2 separate regions of the Homo sapiens genome follow, and region 2 is linked to region 1. A link is a loop called in an ENCODE intact Hi-C map of the cell type or tissue named here. Cell type or tissue: IMR-90. All regions are shown on one strand. Each heading gives the region's core, and the rest is flanking DNA. Links, peaks and the distances in the headings are about the cores only.

Region 1 (8,323 bases), core at 324-8,323:
TACACATACCTATGATAAAGCTTAATTTATAAATTGTACACAGTAAGAGATGAACAAAAATAACTAATAATAAAATAGATCAATTGTGGTCTCTCTCTCTCCTCTCTCTGTCAAAATATCTTATTGTACCATACTCACCCCCCAGGTTTTTTTTTTTTTTTTTTTTGAGATGGCTCGCTCTGTCACCAAGGCTGGAATGCAGTGGTGCAATCTTGGCTCTCTGCAACCTCTGCCTTCTGGGTTCAAGCGATTCTCCTGCCTCAGCCTCCCGAGTAGCTGGGATTACAGGCACGTGCCACCACACCCTGCTGATTTTTATATTTTTAGTAGAGACCAGGTTTCACCATGTTGGCCAGGCTGGTCTTGAACACCTGACCTCAGGTGATCTGCCCTCCTCGGCATCCCAAAGTGCTGGGATTACAGGTGTGAGCCACTGCACCCGAACCCCATAGTCACCTATTTTTGGACAGAAGTTGACCTCAGGTCAACATGGGGACCACCGTGTAGCCCCTGTTTTATCTAGCAGAGCTTCTGTGAGGAAGAGATGAGATAATACATGTGAAAACTCTTGCAAACAGTGGAATAGAGGCATAAGAATTAGTTAATCCAATTTGATTTAGCCAACATCTTCAGAACATCTAAGCAAGGCCCTAAGATTAATGCAAGGGAGATATACTGCATAGGTATAAAAAGAGAGATGGGGAGAAAGCTCTCTGTTTCCTCCTGAAGCTTACAATATGTTGAGGGGGTCCTTTCTTTTTTTTTTTTTTTAAACAGATTTTTGCTCTATCACCTGGGCTGGAGTGCAGTGGCAATCACAGCTCACTGCAGCCTCGACCTCCTGGGCTCAAGCCATCCTCCTGGCTCAGCCCCCTGAGTAGCTGGGACTACGGGGACACACCACCATGCCAAGTTAATGTTTGTATTTTTTTGTAGAGACAGAGTCTCACTATGTTGCCTAGGCTGGTCTCAAACTCCTGGGCTCTAGTGATCCTCCCATCTCAGCCTCCCAAAGTGCTAGGATTTTAGGTGTGAGCCCTAGTACATACCTGGGTTCTTGCAAGGGTCACACTTTTAGAAGGACGAAGCATAGGGGCTTATAGAGATGAGGGTCACAGATTCTGATCAGGTTTCAGAATTTTTTTATTTTGTAGAATATTAAAGCTGCACTGGGTCAATAATCTGGTAGCTGACCAGTTTATAGTTGGGGAGACTGAAATTCAGAGGGGAACTGACTTTTCTAGTGTCACATCGTGATCTTGGAGGCAGAGAAGACACCAGAAGTTTCTTCCTGTTGCCCAGGCTGTGGCTTTGGCTCCCAGGTACCATTTATTTGTTATTTTATTTTATTTTTGAGATGGAGTCTCACTTTGTCACCCACGCTGGAGTCCGGTGGCGTGATCTTGGCTCACTGCAACCTCTGCCTCCCAGATTCAAGTGATTCTCCTGCCTCAGCCTCCTGAGTAACTGGGGTTACAGGCACACGCCACCACGCCCAGCTAATTTTTGTATTCTTAGTAGATACGGGGTTTCATCATGTTGGCCAGGCTGTTTTCAAATCACTGACCTCAAGTGATCTGCCGGCCTTGGCCTCCCAAAGTGTTGGGATTACAGGTGTGAGCCACGGCGCCTGGTCATTTATTTGTATTTTTAATTGTGGTTAAAAAATACATAACATACATTTTGCCAGCTTAATTTTTTTTTTTTTTTTTTTGAGACAGAGTCTTGCTCTGTTGCCCAGGCTGGAGTGCAGTGGCGCGATCTCGGCTCACTGCAAGCTCCACCTTCCAAGTTCATGCCATTCTCCTGCCTCAGCCTCCTGATTAGCTGGGACTACAGGTGCCCGCCACCATGCCCGGCTAATTTTTTGTATTTTTAGTAGAGACAGGATTTCACCGTGTTAGCCAGGATGGTCTCGATCTCCTGACCTCGTGATCTGCCTGCCTTGGCCTCTTAAAGTGCTGGGATTACAGGCGTGAGCCACCGCGCCCGGCCTCATGTTAATCATTTTTAAGTGTACAGTTTAGTCATGTTAGGTACATTCGCATTGTTGTGCAGCCAATCTCCAAAACTTTTTTCATCTTGTAAAATTGAAACTATTCCCAGCTTTCCCCTCTCCCCAGTCTCTGGCAACCACTACTCTACTTTCTGTCTCTATGAATTTGACTGTTTTAGGTACATTCATATAAATGAAATCACAGTGTTTATCCTTTTGTGACTGGCTTATTTCACTTAGCTGGCTGTCTTCAAGGTTCATCCATGTTGTAGCATGGTCAGGATTTCCTTCTTGCTTAAGGCTGTGTACTATTTAATTGTACGTATGTACCATATTTTGTTTATCCATTCATCTATCCATGAACAACTTCGGTTGCTTTCACCTTGTGGCTGTTGTGAATAATGCTGTTATGAACATGGGTGTACAATTTTCAAGACCCTGCTTACATTTTCTGGGTGTACACCCACCATTGAAATTGGTGCATCATAGTAACTATTGTTAGTTCTTAGACACCATTTTAGCGTCACAGGAAATTCGACAGCTTCCAAGAGGTTTAAGGTCTTGGTGTAAATTGGTAACAGACCCTGGCTTCCTGCCTCCAAGATCTGTTTGTTGTACCAAATAGATAAGCACCCATAACCCCGAAGAAATCATATGGTGGTGAAAAGAAATGCTGTAGTCGAGTTTGAAGGAAATTGTGTTAAACATGCTTTACTTTGCTCATTTCTTTCATGTTCTCTTAGGCAAATGAGTGCACAGGCAGGAGAGCTGGCTTAGGTAGAAATGATCAACTGTCAGTCTGAGTGATTAATCTGGGCTGCAGACATGTTTTCTGTGGCCTATATAAGGTTTTATCCTTTTAAACGAATTGCTAATATTTTTTTAAAAAGGATATGTCATATGAAAGTCCAGATTTCCATCTTCTCTCTCTCTCTTTTTTTTTTTTTTTAATTGAGACAGGGTCTTGCTCTGTTGCCCAGGCTGGAGTGCAATGGTGTGATCATGGCTCACTGCAGCCTTGAGCTCCTGGATTTAAGCGATCATCCCCCCTCAGCCTGCTGAGTAGCTGGGACCACAGAAGCCAGATACCACTCATGGCTAATTAAAAAAATTTTTTTTGTAGAGATGGGGGTCCCACTGTGTTTCCCAGGCTGGTCTTGAACTCATGGGCTCAAGTAATCCTCCCACTTTGGCCTCCCAGAGTGCTGGGATTAGAGATATGAGTCACTGCACCCAGCCCCATCTTCTCTTAATGACACTCCAGCAATACTAGGCCCATCTTTCTGCCTGCTCTCCACAGTCCCCACCACTCCGTATTACTCCTACCTACTTTTCTTAATTGAATTACCTACCTGCCCATTTTGCCATTTGAATTTAAGACCCCTGGCTCAGAGAATAGGTCTAGGAGAACCTAGGTAGGGTTTCAACTGTTCTGGTCAATTTTCCAATATTCCGGTATTAGTTTTTAGTATCTGAGTGTTCAAGTGAATTAACTCATGTAATCCAGCTTTTACAGAGAACTTACTATGTGCAGGGTCTATGGCTGGGTCCTAGTGTCACAGAGATGAATAAGGCACAGTCTCTGACCTGAAAAGTGGCAATCACTATCTGTTGGGGGAGGGGCAGACAGATGTAATGGTCCAATTTTGGCCACAGACTGATTTTGAAGGGGTGGGCAGAGTAAAAGTTTCTAAGGAGACACATTGAGCTGTATCTGGAAGAGTAAGAGACCAGCTACATGAGGAACTGGGAGCAGGCGAGAGTGTTTCATGCAGAAGCAACAGCAGATACAAAGGCTGTGAGGTGGCTGAGTTTGACGTGGTTAGGAACTTAACGAAGGCTAGTGTGACAGGAGCTTAACAGAGCCGGGAGAGTGGTAGTAGGTTACATTAGCCATGTATTTTTATATCAACGGCCTAACCCTTAAGCCAGGCAGCTGTTGGGCAAATTCGTGTTCCCAGTCTTCAGGGGCCTTGCTCAGAACAGGTAGCTGGTTTAGCACTGTCAGTCAGAGGAGGGACTGGGCCTGATCCTTTCCCCTGCGTCTGGTGCCAAGGACAGGGTAGGGCACAGAGGTTTCAGTCAAGATCTGCTGACAGCACGCTTGAGAAGAGAACAGGAAGTGCAGGCTTTGTTGAAGGAGGCTCAGGCGTGGCTCTGTCTTCTTTGGCGCACTCATTCTCAAGTCGCTGACACCTCCTCCACCAGAGAGGTAGCTGGGAGAATGAGATGCAGGGAGGAAGCATTTACAGGCCCCACCGAAAAACCTTAAAGGGCTGAGAGCTTGAGGGCAGGTAGGAAAAAGGGCTGTGAGAGCTAAGGGAGGGCATCCCACTTAGCTTGGAGGGGAAGGGAGGCGGGGTCGGGAAAGCAGATGGCACCCTTTAGCCCAGACTCAAGGAATGTGTAGGGGAATTTTAGCTAGAGTGGTTTGGACATTTCATTTTGCTTTCTGGCATCATCATTTCCTCAGAAAACACTCGCAGGCCCCAGTGGCCCTCGTGGGCCTCCCCCGGGGCGGGTCTTAGCTTCACTCGGCAACCCTCTGCAAAAGAGCAGGCCCTCCCAGGAGCGCCGAGTCCTGTCTGCAGTTTGCTGATTTTCCCACCAGGGGCCGCTGCGCATGGGCGACGAAGCGCGCGGGTTCCCAAGCCGCAGAGAGGCGGAAGCCGATTGGTTGTCAGGCGAGGCGCGAGGGCGGAGCCTGGGAACTGGCCGGGAGTTGGGGGCTGGGAGCTCGCCCCCGGGCCGAGCCGGGTCAGGCTGTTGTCGCCTCAGGCAGCTCCTGGGAGGCTAACGTCGTGTCCTGGGCCTCTGTTTAGACAGCTCTAGAACTGAGGCGAGTGGAGCAGCACCAAGGCCCGGAGATCGGGGCAGGGCAGCTGCTGTCGCCGCCGCCGCAGGCCTGAGTTACCTGAGTAACTGCGGGTCAGGGACCCGCCCGACGGCCCGCGGTTGGCGCTGGAGACTCTCGGTGGGGAAAGGGAAGCTGGGACTTGATCCTTTGCGCGGGATCCTGGCAAAGACTAGCGCGGGCCGGGGGTCCGGGAGAGCCCGCTAGGGGCGGGGATTCCGGGGAGCCGTCTTCACCGGTTATTCCGGGATCCAGCTGGGCGCTGGGGCTGGCCCGGGCTTCGCTGGGGACCGGGCGGCGCGGGGCGGGCGCGGAGACGCACGCCCCCGCCCGCCCCGGGCCCGCCCCGCGCCGCCCGCCCGCCTGGAAGCCGCTGTCCTGGGCCTGGCCGGTGTGCGTCCGCCTGCTGGACCTGGGCACCGCCAGCCGCCTGGGCACGGGACTGGGCGGGGGCGCTGACCTCGGCCTAGGAGGCCCAGGATCCCGGAGACGCCCGCGCCCTCAGGACCCTGCGGGTCGCACGCCCTCCCCAGCTTCTGCTGCTCGCCGCTCTTCGGCAGGGCGAGGTCAGGTGCCCCCTTCTCGCCTCTCTTCTCTTCTCTTCTCTTCCTCCTCCACTTCTGTGCCCGCGGAGACTCCGGCCGCCCCCTTCCGCAGGGGTGTAGTAATCTGCGGAGCTGACAGCAGCCCCGCAGCCACCCTGCCCGAAGTCTCCGGAAGCGGCACGAGCTCAGGCCGCCGCAGCCCCGGCGGACCCACTGTTGGACCTGAGGAGCCAGCCCTCCTCCCGCACCCAAACTTGGAGCACTTGACCTTTGGCTGTTGGAGGGGGCAGGCTCGCGGGTGGCTGGACAGCTGCGGAGCCGCGAGGGCATCTTGCCTGGAGACCGTCGGCTGCACTCCCGGGCTCCTGGCTTTGCCTCTGGGATCCCGAGGTGTCCACATCAGACGCATGTTGACTGAGACCTAGAGTCATGGATGTATGCGTCCGTCTTGCCCTGTGGCTCCTCTGGGGACTCCTCCTGCACCAGGGCCAGAGCCTCAGCCATAGTCACAGTGAGAAGGCGACAGGAACCAGCTCGGGGGCCAACTCTGAGGAGTCCACTGCAGCAGGTAAGGCCTTGCTGCGGGCTGGACTGGGCTGGAGGCTTTGGCTCAGGACTGAGTGGCCCGAAGTGGGCAAGTTGAAATCTAGGTTTGTACATGTGAGGTTCATGGAGGATTCACACATGGCACTGCCTGTTCCAAGTAGTTCAAGAAGTTCTTTCTGGTCAGTAGTCATGGCAAATGCCTGTATCTTTCCTGAACAACTTTCCTCATCCCCCGCACTCAGGATTTTTTTTGTTGGCAGTAAGAAGAAGCCTTTGGGGCAACTTGACCTTTTAGATCAGCAAGGAAAGACCCCATCTTAGGCCTACTTGTCTGGAAGAATGGCCTGGTGAGATGATAAGTTCATTGCTCCTATTCGGTTTTAGTACTGAGCAGCATGGGGGAGGTTGGGGCCACTTATGTTGGAAAGGGAAAGTTAAGGCTGGGCCACCTCTGTTGCCTGAAAGCCTGGTGTTCAGGTGTGCCTATTCCAACAACCGTGGGAACCCTAGTCCCACCCTTCCCTTAGGTAGTCTTGTCTCTTTGCTGTGCGCATTTGAAATATCCAGGCGGTTTCTTAGATGGAATCCTATTTACAACTAGGGTGTTAAATGGCCTTTTCTTGACATAGACATGATATAATTCCTGGGACCACTTGTTGACTTATTCTGTTTCTTCTGACTGATGAGGGTGGGAATTCCATGCTACAGGTTTTTTTTTTTGTTTTTTTTTTTTTTTCCCTGAGTCTGCTTGCTAGGGAAACCATGCTACTTTTGATCTGTCATGGTTTTTCCTATGCAGTTGTGAAGGCTTATCAGGCAGCAGGAGCCCTGGTATACTTTTGCAGTAGAAAGGAACACTTTTATGTTTTGTTTTGTTTTTTTGAGACAGGGTCTTGATCTGTCGTCCAAGCTGGAATGCAGTAGTGTGATCACAGCTCACTACAGCCTCAAACTCCTGGGTTCAAGTGATCCTCCTGCCTCAGCCTCCCGGTAGCTGGGACTAAACACAAGAGCCACTGGGCCTGGCTAACTTTTTTTTTCTTTCTATTTTTAATTTTTTGAACAGACACTGTCTCTCTGTGTTGTGCAGGGATCCCTCCCAAAGTGCTGGGATTACAGGTGTGAGCCACTGTACCCATCAAGGAACTCTATTAAAATCCAGTCATTTTACATAAGGCTTACGAGATCAGTTCTCTTTTCCCATTTCTCTCACCCTTTGGCTGTGATCTGCCCAAAGCTGTGACCTGCAGTGTGGGGAGAGTTTATAGATGAGTTGTTTCTGAGCATAAGCAAGTTCAAATGAGGGAATGGCTCAGTGGGCACCTGCTGATACAAGTCAGAAAAGGAAATATAGGTCATGGTGGCTGGGGAGTTTCATGGATGGATCCAGAAGCTGGCTTTGGTGGTAGACCCTTTATTGGGCAATACCCTTTTAAGTTCCAGATGTTCCAAGAGGTCTGGTTTCCAAATGAGGCCAGGGTTGCCCATGTGTAAGTAGGATACCTGGCTGTTGCTTTCTAGATAGATCCTTTTTGCCTATTAATCCTGTCTCTCCATAGAGAGTCTCCTTGACCTTTGAGACCTGGCTGAAAGCTTGGTTCTTATTGGGCTATGAAGGGAAAGACTAGTGGGCAAATGTAGATTGAACTGTGAAGTAGACCTAATTATCATCTCTTCCTGTCCCTGTGACATTCCTATTTATAACTGATAATATGTCTTTTTTCACTCCAAAATATGAGTGCCTGACATAAGATGAATATTTTTTGGAGAGTGGGTGTTCTATATTTTAGACATAAGCTAAAGGGATGAAATTTTGAATGTAGACATTGGCTGGCTATTAGGAAGGTTTTTTTTTTTTTGTTTTTTGTTTTTCGCCTGAAGTAAAAGGCATTCTAGCCTTCCTCAGGACCACCCCATGACTTGAGCTTTTGGAGACAATTCTTCACACAACATATATTTCAGAGGCCTGGCTATGCTGATTATACCACTTAGGCCTACTCATGCTCAGTTTAGAAACTGGTTTCTGTTGTCACAATAATAGTGAATTCCAGGGAGGAAAGTCTCAGAGAGACCCTAGGTGCTGTGAATGCCTAAGGTTTGTGGAAACCTGGAGGTTCTAGCACTATTGTTGTGGTAGGTTTTCCCCTTGGGTCTACCTGGGGTTTTGTCTTTGACTCAGTCAGGGACTTGTTTTTGCAAAGAGGTGGTTCATATAGACTGGGATCTGCAAAAGAGTTTGGAGAGAAACTTTCTATGCAACTAGGAACTCTTGCATCCTTTCCAGCCTCTCTGTATCCCCAGAACACAGGAGGAGCTTTACTTGCTCTTAAAACTACTACTTTTAAAAATCAGATTCAACATACCCAGTCAATTTGTGTGTTC
Region 2 (8,332 bases), core at 223-8,222, 400 kb before region 1:
GTTGCATCTGGGGAGTGTTATACTCCTTACTTTTTCCTTTTTTTTGTTTAACCAATTGAGCTTTGAGTGTTCTATTAGTTCTTTCAATTATGGCCTGTCCTTGGAAATTAGGGATTCCTGTTGTATATGTAATTTTCCACTGATTTAAGAATTTTTGAAATGCTTTACTACAGTATCCTGGCCCATTATCTGTTTTAATTTTTTCTGGAAATCCCATGACTGCAAAACAAGATAATAAATGTCTTTTAACATGGGAAGTAGTTTCTCCTGTCTGGCAGGTTGCCCATATGAAATGTGAGTAAGTATCAACTGTCACATGGACAAATGACAATTTTCCAAATGAAGGTACATGTGTGACTTCCATTGCCATAATGCATCAGGACATAAACCTCTAGGATTAACTCCTGCCTCTTGAGCGGGCAGGTGTAAGACTTGACACTGAGCACAATGTTGTACAACATTTTTTGCTTGTTTCCATGTGATATCAAATTTGTTTTTTAATCCTGTTACATTTACGAGTCAGGGCCTGAAGTTCTTGTACTTCCATGAAGGCAGATGATACTAGCAAGTCAGCTTGTCCATTTGCCTTAGTTAAAGGCCCTGGTAAATTAGTATGTGCTCGGATATGAGCCATATAAAATGGGAAATTTCTTTTTCTTATAGTTTGTTGTAACAATTTAAACAGCTGATTTAACTGATCATCCATACTATATTTGATTAGGGCTGTCTCAACATCCTTTGTAACCTGTACTACATATGCAGAATCTGAAACAATGTTAATAGGCTGATTAAAATCTTGTAACACTGAAATGACATCAACCAATTCTGCTCTTTGAGCTGAGTGATATTGAGTTTCAATGACTTGTTCTTTTGGCCCAGTGTAAGCCACTTTTCCATTGCTGGAACCATCAGTAAACACCGTCAGAGCATTTTCTAGAGGTTTTTGTCTGGTAATTTTAGGTAAAATCTAAGTAGCCAATTTCAAAAACTGGAAGATTTTTGCTTTTGGGTAATGATTATCAATAATTCCCACAAAATCAGCAAGACCAATCTGCCCTGCACCAGAATTGATAAAGGCTTGTCTAACCTGTTCCTTGTTTAAAGAAACAATGATTTTATCTGGGTCATTTCCACACAATTTTACTATTCATAGTCTTGCCTGACCAATTAATGTAGCCATTTGATCTAAGTACAATGTAAAATCTTAACTGTACTGTGAGGAAGGAATGACCACTCCACAAGATCTGTATTTTGAACAGTAATGCCTGTTGGAGAATGTGCAGTAGCAAAAATTAAAAGTTGGAATGGGGCTAAGTGATCTATTCTATTTAATTTTGCTGACTGAATTTTTTCTTCAACTAATTCTATTTCTTTAGTAGCCTCTGGAGTTAATATTATTTTACTATTTAAGTCTGGATCCCCTCTCAAGATAGAGAACAAATTTGACATGGCATAAGTAGGGATGCCTAGAGTTGGCTAAATCCAATTAATATCTCCTAGTAATTTTTGAAGTCATTTAATGTTCTTAATGTGTCTTTTCTTATTTCTACTTTTTGTGGTTTAATTTTTCTCTCCTCTACCTGCATTCCCAAATAATGAAAAGGAGTGGAGGTCTGGATCTTATCAGATGCTATTGTCAGGCCTGCGTTTGCAACCTCTGTCTGCAGAAATGTGTAACAGTCAATTAATTTGTCTCTTGTTTCTGCAGCACACAAAATATCATCAACATAATGAATGATATAACAGTCTGAAAACTTGTCTCTAACTGGTTGAAGAACTTGAGCTACAAAAGTCTGACAAATAGTTGGACTATTAAGCATTCCCTGAGGCAACAGTTTCCACTGAAATCTAGTGGCTCGTTCTTTATTATTTATGGCTGGTATAGTAAAAGCAAATTTTTCAAAATCCTGTTTTGCCAGAAGAATGGTAAAAAAGCAATACTTCAGATCAATTATAATCAAAGGCCAATCTTTGGGGATCATGGCTGGAGAGGGCAGCCCAGGTTGGAGAGGCCCCATGGGTTGAATTATTGCATTAACAGCTCTTAAATCAGTTAGCATGTGCCATCTGCATGATTTTTTCTGAATTACAAACACAGAATTCCAAGGCGAAAATGAATGCTTTTCTAATTGTTCTTTTGCCAATAAGTGTAAGGCCTCCAGCTTTTGTTTTGGTAGTGGCCACTGATTTACCCATACAGGCTTTTCTGTTTTCCAAGTTAATGGAATGGGTTTTGGAGGCTCTACAGTGGTCACCCCTAAAAAGGATACCCTAGTCCTTTTCTTTCTGGATTTCCCTTAGCCTCAATTGGACCTTTAATGCCTTCTCCATTTTTCCCTAGTCCTTTGCCAGGGAGATATCCCATTTTAGTCATGATTTTTTGACTCGTGGGGCTGTATAGAGAGACTGGAATAGTAATCTCTGCATGCCACTGTTCTAATAAGTCTCGGCCCCATAAATTAATTGGAATAGAAGTAATCATAGGCTGAACTGTACTCTCTTGATTATCAGGTCCTAGACAATGTAAAATCCTGGAACTTTGATACACTTCTGAGGCAGTGCCCACACCAACAAGTCCTGTGACAGGCTTTTGTTTAGGCCGATTTTTTGGCCGTTGATTTAAGGCAATGATAGAAACATCAGCCCCAGTATCCACTAATCCTTCAAACTGTTTTCCCTGAATAGTAACTGTACACACAGGTCTATTCTCTGAGAGCTGACTAGCCCAATAAACAGCTTTTCCAGCAGTGTTGGTACTTCCAAACCCTCCTGTTCTTTCTGTTTTGCTATCCCCAATTTTAATATAAGGCAAGAGCAGTAATTGAGCAACTCTATCACCTGGATTGGCACTCCAGGGAACAGTAGAGCTGATCACTAACTGAATTTCCCCTTTATAATCTGAGTCAATTACCCCAGTATGAATTTGAACTCCTTTCAAATTTAGACTAGATCTTCCTAAAATAAGGCTACCATCCCTTCTGGCAGCGGGCCATATACCCCTGTAGGAATCTTTTGCGGGGGCTCTCCAGGGAGTAAGAAATCATTTGAGTAGAACATAAATCTACTGCAGCACTGCCTGCTGTGGCAGGGGATAATTGTCGTATTGTAATTGGCTGATTTCCTGAAATGGTGGTATTTACTGTGGGGTTGTTGTCCCTGAAAACCCTGAGGAACAAATGGCTGAATCCGGAATGCCCCACTTTGTTGCGGGGCCTGGGGCTGGCCCCTCTTCCCGTTTCCCGACAATGGTTGTCCATTTTTATCAAATTTAGAACGACATTCCTTAGCTCAATGTTTTCCTTTTCCACATCTTGGGCTCAGGCCAGGTGGCTCTTTTTTGTTTGTTTGCTCTGTTTATTTAAGCCTGGGCAATTCTTTTTTAGATGACCGATTTGACCACAATTATAACATTTCCCCCCAAATGTTTTAACTTGTCCTCCTAAAGCAACCCCTGTAATTGCTTGAGCCAATAGCATTGCCTTATGCATAGCTCCTCCAATCCCATCACAAGCCCTCACATATTCTGTAATTACATCAACTCCTGCTGAAACCTTTCCTCTTAATGGCTTTATGGCTGATTGACACTCCGGATTTGCGTTTTGATAAGCCATTATTTCTACAATAACTTTTCGGGCATTATGATCCGCAATGGATTTTTGAGCCGCATCTTGCAACCTTGCCACAAAGTCTGGATATGGCTCTTTAGAGCCTTGTCTGATTGAACTAAAAGAACGGCAGGAGGTTCCTGGGTCCTGAATCTTTTCCCAGGCCCTGAGGCAAATAGCCCTTAGTTGTTCAATAGCCTCATTTTCATTACTGATTGTTGGTTAATAGTGCCCTAATTTGGACCTGTTCCTAGCAATTGGTCTGCATCTATATAAGCAACAGGATTAGTAGCCTGATTTTTTCGTACCTGTTCTTGTACCCCATCAGTCCACCAGGTTTTAAACTGTAGATACTGAGAGGGTGAAAGGGAAGATTTAGCCAAAATTTCCCAATCATAAGGAATAAGTCTATTTCCATGAACAATGGAATCTAATAATGTTCTCATATAAGGAGAGTTAGGTCCATATAGTTTAACTCCTTCCTTCATATCTTTTAACATTTTTATGGTGAAAGATTCATATCTAGTCTCAGTTCAGACAGACGCTCCTGCCTGACTCGCTTTCCCGGCCGGCATCGGTTGTAACATTACCGGATATTGCCATGCCTCAAGATCTCCCTGTTTTCTGGCTGTAGCAATGGTCTCATGCAGTGCACTATCTTGTCCACTAGGTGGTACTGTAAGATCAAACGCCATCGCCGTGGGTTGTTGATGTAGTGCCTTGCTATTTGGCACAGGACGCACTGCCTGAGATCCATACTGAACCTCTGGAGACGGCCGATACTGAAATGCGGCTGGCGGCTGGTGTTGATAAACTACCGATGGTTGAGTTTTATTTTCTACTGGCTGGTATTGCGGATACTGTGCCTGGATTGGCATTTGAGATTGTGACATCACAGGCATCTGAACCGCGGGAGAAGGAGTTGGTGGCCATCGTGGTCTAAACTCTGATGGCCCAAATAATTCTGGACCTCCTTCCCCCAATTTTGATGATTCAGGATATATTACCTCCTGTAATTGATTATAGTCAACATTCTGCATTGACCAAGCCAGTACAGGCTCTACTGCATTTTTACAATGTGAACTTTCCATTCCTTTCTTACACTCTGTTCCTGCCTCTTCTTCACAATCTATTACACAGCTTTCAGGGGCGTCAAAGACTGAAACGCTATCTTCTTCTATTTGAAATGGTTCTAAAGTTGCTTTAATAATGGCCCAATCATTCCATACTGTAAGTGGGATGATTTTACCTTCCTAATTGCTTGTTTTAGTTCTTTGCCAATTTTTACCCAATCTTCTAAATCTAAAGTTCCCTGTTCTGGAAACCATGGGCGGAATTGTTCTATTGTTTGAAATAGCATAACTAGATTTTCTGTAGAAGCTTTAACTCCTCCTCTTAAGAGAATTTTAATGAAGCTGAGATAAGAAGCATATTTACTTTCAGTTTGCCCCATTGTTACCCTGGATTCCTCCGAGCGCACAAGCTAACCACAAGGCTGACTGTGGACGTACTCGGGAATCTCTCGTCGGCTGTCCTCAATGCTCACGTTCTTAGCGTAACTTCACCCTAGAGAAGGGCTCCACTCTGGGCTCCAGATGAAGGGATGGCCTGCCCCTCCACACCTGTCGGTATTTCTAGTCAGGTGGGATGAGAGACAGAGAAAAGAAATAAGACACAGAGACAAAGTATAGAGAAACAACAGTGGGTCCAGGGGACCGGCACTGAGCACACCAAGGACATGCACCGGCCCCGGCCCCTGAGTTCCCTCAGTTTTTATTGATTATGATTTTCATTATTTCAGCAAAAAGGAATGTAGTAGGAGAGCAGGGTGATATTAAGGAGGTCAACAAAAAACATGTGAGCAAAAGAATCTATATCATAATTAAGTTCAAGGGAAGGTACTATGCCTGGAAGTGTACGTAAGCCAGATTTATGTTTCTCTCCTCCCAAACATCTCAGCGGAGTAAAGAATAACAAGGCAGCATTGCTGTAAACATGTCTCGCCTCCCGTCACAGGGCAGCTTTTCTCCTATCTCAGACTTGAACAAATGTACAATTGGGTTTTATACCGAGACTTTGAGTTCCCAGGGGCAGGCAGGAGACAGTGGCCTTCCTCCATCTCAACTGCAAGAGACTTTCCTCTTGTACTAATTCACCTCAGCACAGACCCTTTACGGGTATCTGGCTGGGGGACAGTCAGGTCTTTCTCATCCCACGAGGTCATATTTCAGACTATCACATGGGGAAAAACCTTGGACAATACACTGCTTTCAAGGGCAGAGGTCCCTGAGGCTTTCCACAGTGTATTGTGCCTCTGGTTTATTGTGACTAGAGAATGGCAATGACTTTTACCAAGTATACTGCTTGTAAACATTTGGTTAACAAGGCACGTCCTGTACGGCCCTAGATCCCTTAAACCTTGATTTTATACAACACATGTTTTTGTGAACTCCAAGTTGGGTCAAAGTGGTTGGGGCAAAGTGGCTGGGGCAAAGCTACAAATGAACAACATCTCAGCAACGCAATTGTTTAAAGTACAGATCTTTTTCAAAATGGAGTCTCTTATGTCTTCCCTTTCTACATAGACACAGTGACAGTCTGATCTCTCTTTCTTTTCCCTACACAAATAAAGAGCCCAGTGCCTTTTGTCATTGCTCAAGAGATTGAAGGGGTAGGAAGAAAAGATGTTAAGTTATAAACATGTTTCAGTTTTGGTACCACTTGAGCCAATTTACGTTTTGAAGAGGAAAGAGTCTTGCCTACAAAGTCAGCCCCTGGGTTTTCCTTCTGTTTATGGAATCCAGGCAATGGGCAAAGAGAAAAAGAAAACTATGGAATCAGCCAGATGCAGTGGCTCATGCTTGTAATCTTGGCACTTTGGGAGGTTGAGGCAGGTGGACTTCTTGAGTCCAGGAGTTCAAGACCAGCCTGGCCCACATAGTGAGACCCCGTTTCTACAAAAAATACAAAAAGTTGCTGAGCATGGTGGCATGCACCTGTAGTCCCAGTTACTTAGGAGGCTGAGGTGGGAGAACTACTTCAGCCCAGGAGGTTGAGGCTTCAGTGAGCCATGATTGTGCCACTATACTCCAGCCTGGGTGACAGAGTGAGGTCCTGTCTCAAAAGAAAACAAAAAAAGATAAGAAAAAGAAAACTAGGGCATCTGGACAGAATAAGCTTATGTATATAATAAAGAACTGAGATAGAACTGGGTTGACTGAATAATTATTTGAATTGCTTTTGAGTGAATTTTTCCTATTGGAGTCTACCTTTGTTTTTGTGTGTGTGCGCGTTTTTAGTTTTTTGTGTTTTTTTGGTTTAGTTTTGTCTTTGTTTTTTTTCAGACTGGGCCTTGCTCTGTTGCCCAGGCCGCTGGAGTGCAGTGGCACGATCTCAGCTCACTGCAACCTCTGCCTCCTGGGTTCCAGCAATTCTTCTGCCTCAGCCTCCCCAGAAGCTGGGACTACAGGGCATGTACCACCAAGCACAGCTAATTTTTGTATTTTTAGTAGAGATGGGGTTTCACCATGTTGGCCAGGCCTGGTCTTGAACCCCTAGGCTCAAGTGATCCGCCTGCCTCAGCCTCCCAAAGTGCTGGGATTACAGGTGTGAGCCCCTGCGCCCAGCTAGAGTCTACCATTCTTTGAATTCACTGCAGTGCAAAGACTGGGACATGTGGAACTCCAGGTGTATATGGGTTATGTAGAGATGCTAGGGGCTGATTAAGGAAGGAAAGATACGAGAAGCCTGCAGAGCATGCTTTCCCAGACTGTATGGGCCCTGGGAAAGGAGAAGTGGACAGAAAGGGAACACTAGGTACCCTGGAAGAGAAGATTCATCCAAGTCATCAGGAAAGTTACTAAAGCAAGGGAAAAAACTTAGAGACAGGGCCAAACACGCTTCTTCCAAGTCCTTTCTGTCTGCTCAGTCACCTCTATGCTCATTTTTCTTCTTTCCTCTAAGTAGTGTCATGCGTTTTCTTCCTATTCCTAGTCACTCCTAGTCAACTAACTCCTCTCTTTACCATCTTTTCATCAGAACTTGAAACCTCCTCTCCTTCATGTATTAGTGATCATGTTTCTCCATATTACTGCTAGAAACAAGAATTGAAACCTTGAAAACCTGCATTTGAGAACCAGATCTGCCTCTGCTAGCTATTTGAGAAGTTATTTTTTTCCATTCTTTTTGTTGTTGTCGATACAGGGTGTCACTCTGTCGCCCAGGCTGGAGTGCAGTGGTTCAATCTTGGCTCACTGCAGCCTCAATCTCCTGGGCTCAATCAATCCTTCCACATCAGCCTCCTGAGTAGCTGAGACTACAGGTGTGTGCCACCACAGCTGGCTAATTTTTAATGCTTTTTTTTTTTGTTTACTTATTTTTTTTGTAGAGATGGGGTCTTGCTAGGTTGTGTAGGCTGGTCTCAAACTCATGGGCTCAAGTGATCCTCCTGCCTTGGCCTCTCAGATGAAATGGGAAAAGTTCCGTTGTCCCCTTCGAAGGACATGCGATGCGGGTGTGGTTCATTTATTCAGTGCCCCACTGCTCAAACCTCTAGGGGAGCATGCAGACAGGCAGGGAGCCCCATGGCAGTGTCCAGGGGTGAATGTTTATAGTTGAAGCCCCAGTGGGTGTGTGTTACAGGGTGCTCTTTTAGTTTAGCCGTCTGTAGGTAGCTTGTGTTAGTCGGCTCAATTAGACCCCCGCCTTATTGCAAGGACAGAGGGCTC

The links. Hi-C counts contacts between places; a loop is a spot of excess contacts. Peaks named below come from ENCODE experiments on the same cell type or tissue, not always from the same donor. Only the 100,000 strongest peaks of a DNase experiment are listed, where the experiment ranks them.
Region 2: it touches region 1 in a loop (5-fold over the local background); 3 of 110 quality-filtered maps call a loop at or near these places.

The regions. Positions count from the first base shown.
Region 1 is chr11:3,850,447-3,858,769 of GRCh38, forward strand. It overlaps STIM1 (stromal interaction molecule 1), which reads left to right and starts at 5,218. Exons shown (of 13, transcript NM_001382567.1): 1 at 5,218-5,963. The coding sequence starts at 5,825. STIM1-AS1 (STIM1 antisense RNA 1) reads right to left here and starts at 5,132. Exons shown (of 2, transcript NR_183662.1): 1 at 4,911-5,132; 2 at 3,877-4,212. MIR4687 (microRNA 4687) reads left to right here and starts at 5,616; the gene lies at 5,616-5,695. RefSeq lists enhancers at 4,194-4,263, 4,473-5,418, 5,634-5,843, 5,994-6,073, 6,084-6,133 and silencers at 4,604-4,653, 5,134-5,193, 5,254-5,413. In IMR-90, for the core only: a CTCF peak has its summit at 4,609 (motif pointing right); a DNase peak (open chromatin) is centred at 4,655; H3K4me3 peaks cover 1,765 bases; H3K27ac peaks cover 1,663 bases.
Region 2 is chr11:3,450,752-3,459,083 of GRCh38, forward strand. It overlaps the pseudogene ENPP7P15. Among named protein-coding and RNA genes, the nearest start is that of ZNF195, 76 kb to the left of the region's middle. RefSeq lists an enhancer at 8,176-8,332. In IMR-90, for the core only: a CTCF peak has its summit at 4,276 (motif pointing right); a DNase peak (open chromatin) is centred at 4,320; H3K27me3 peaks cover 758 bases.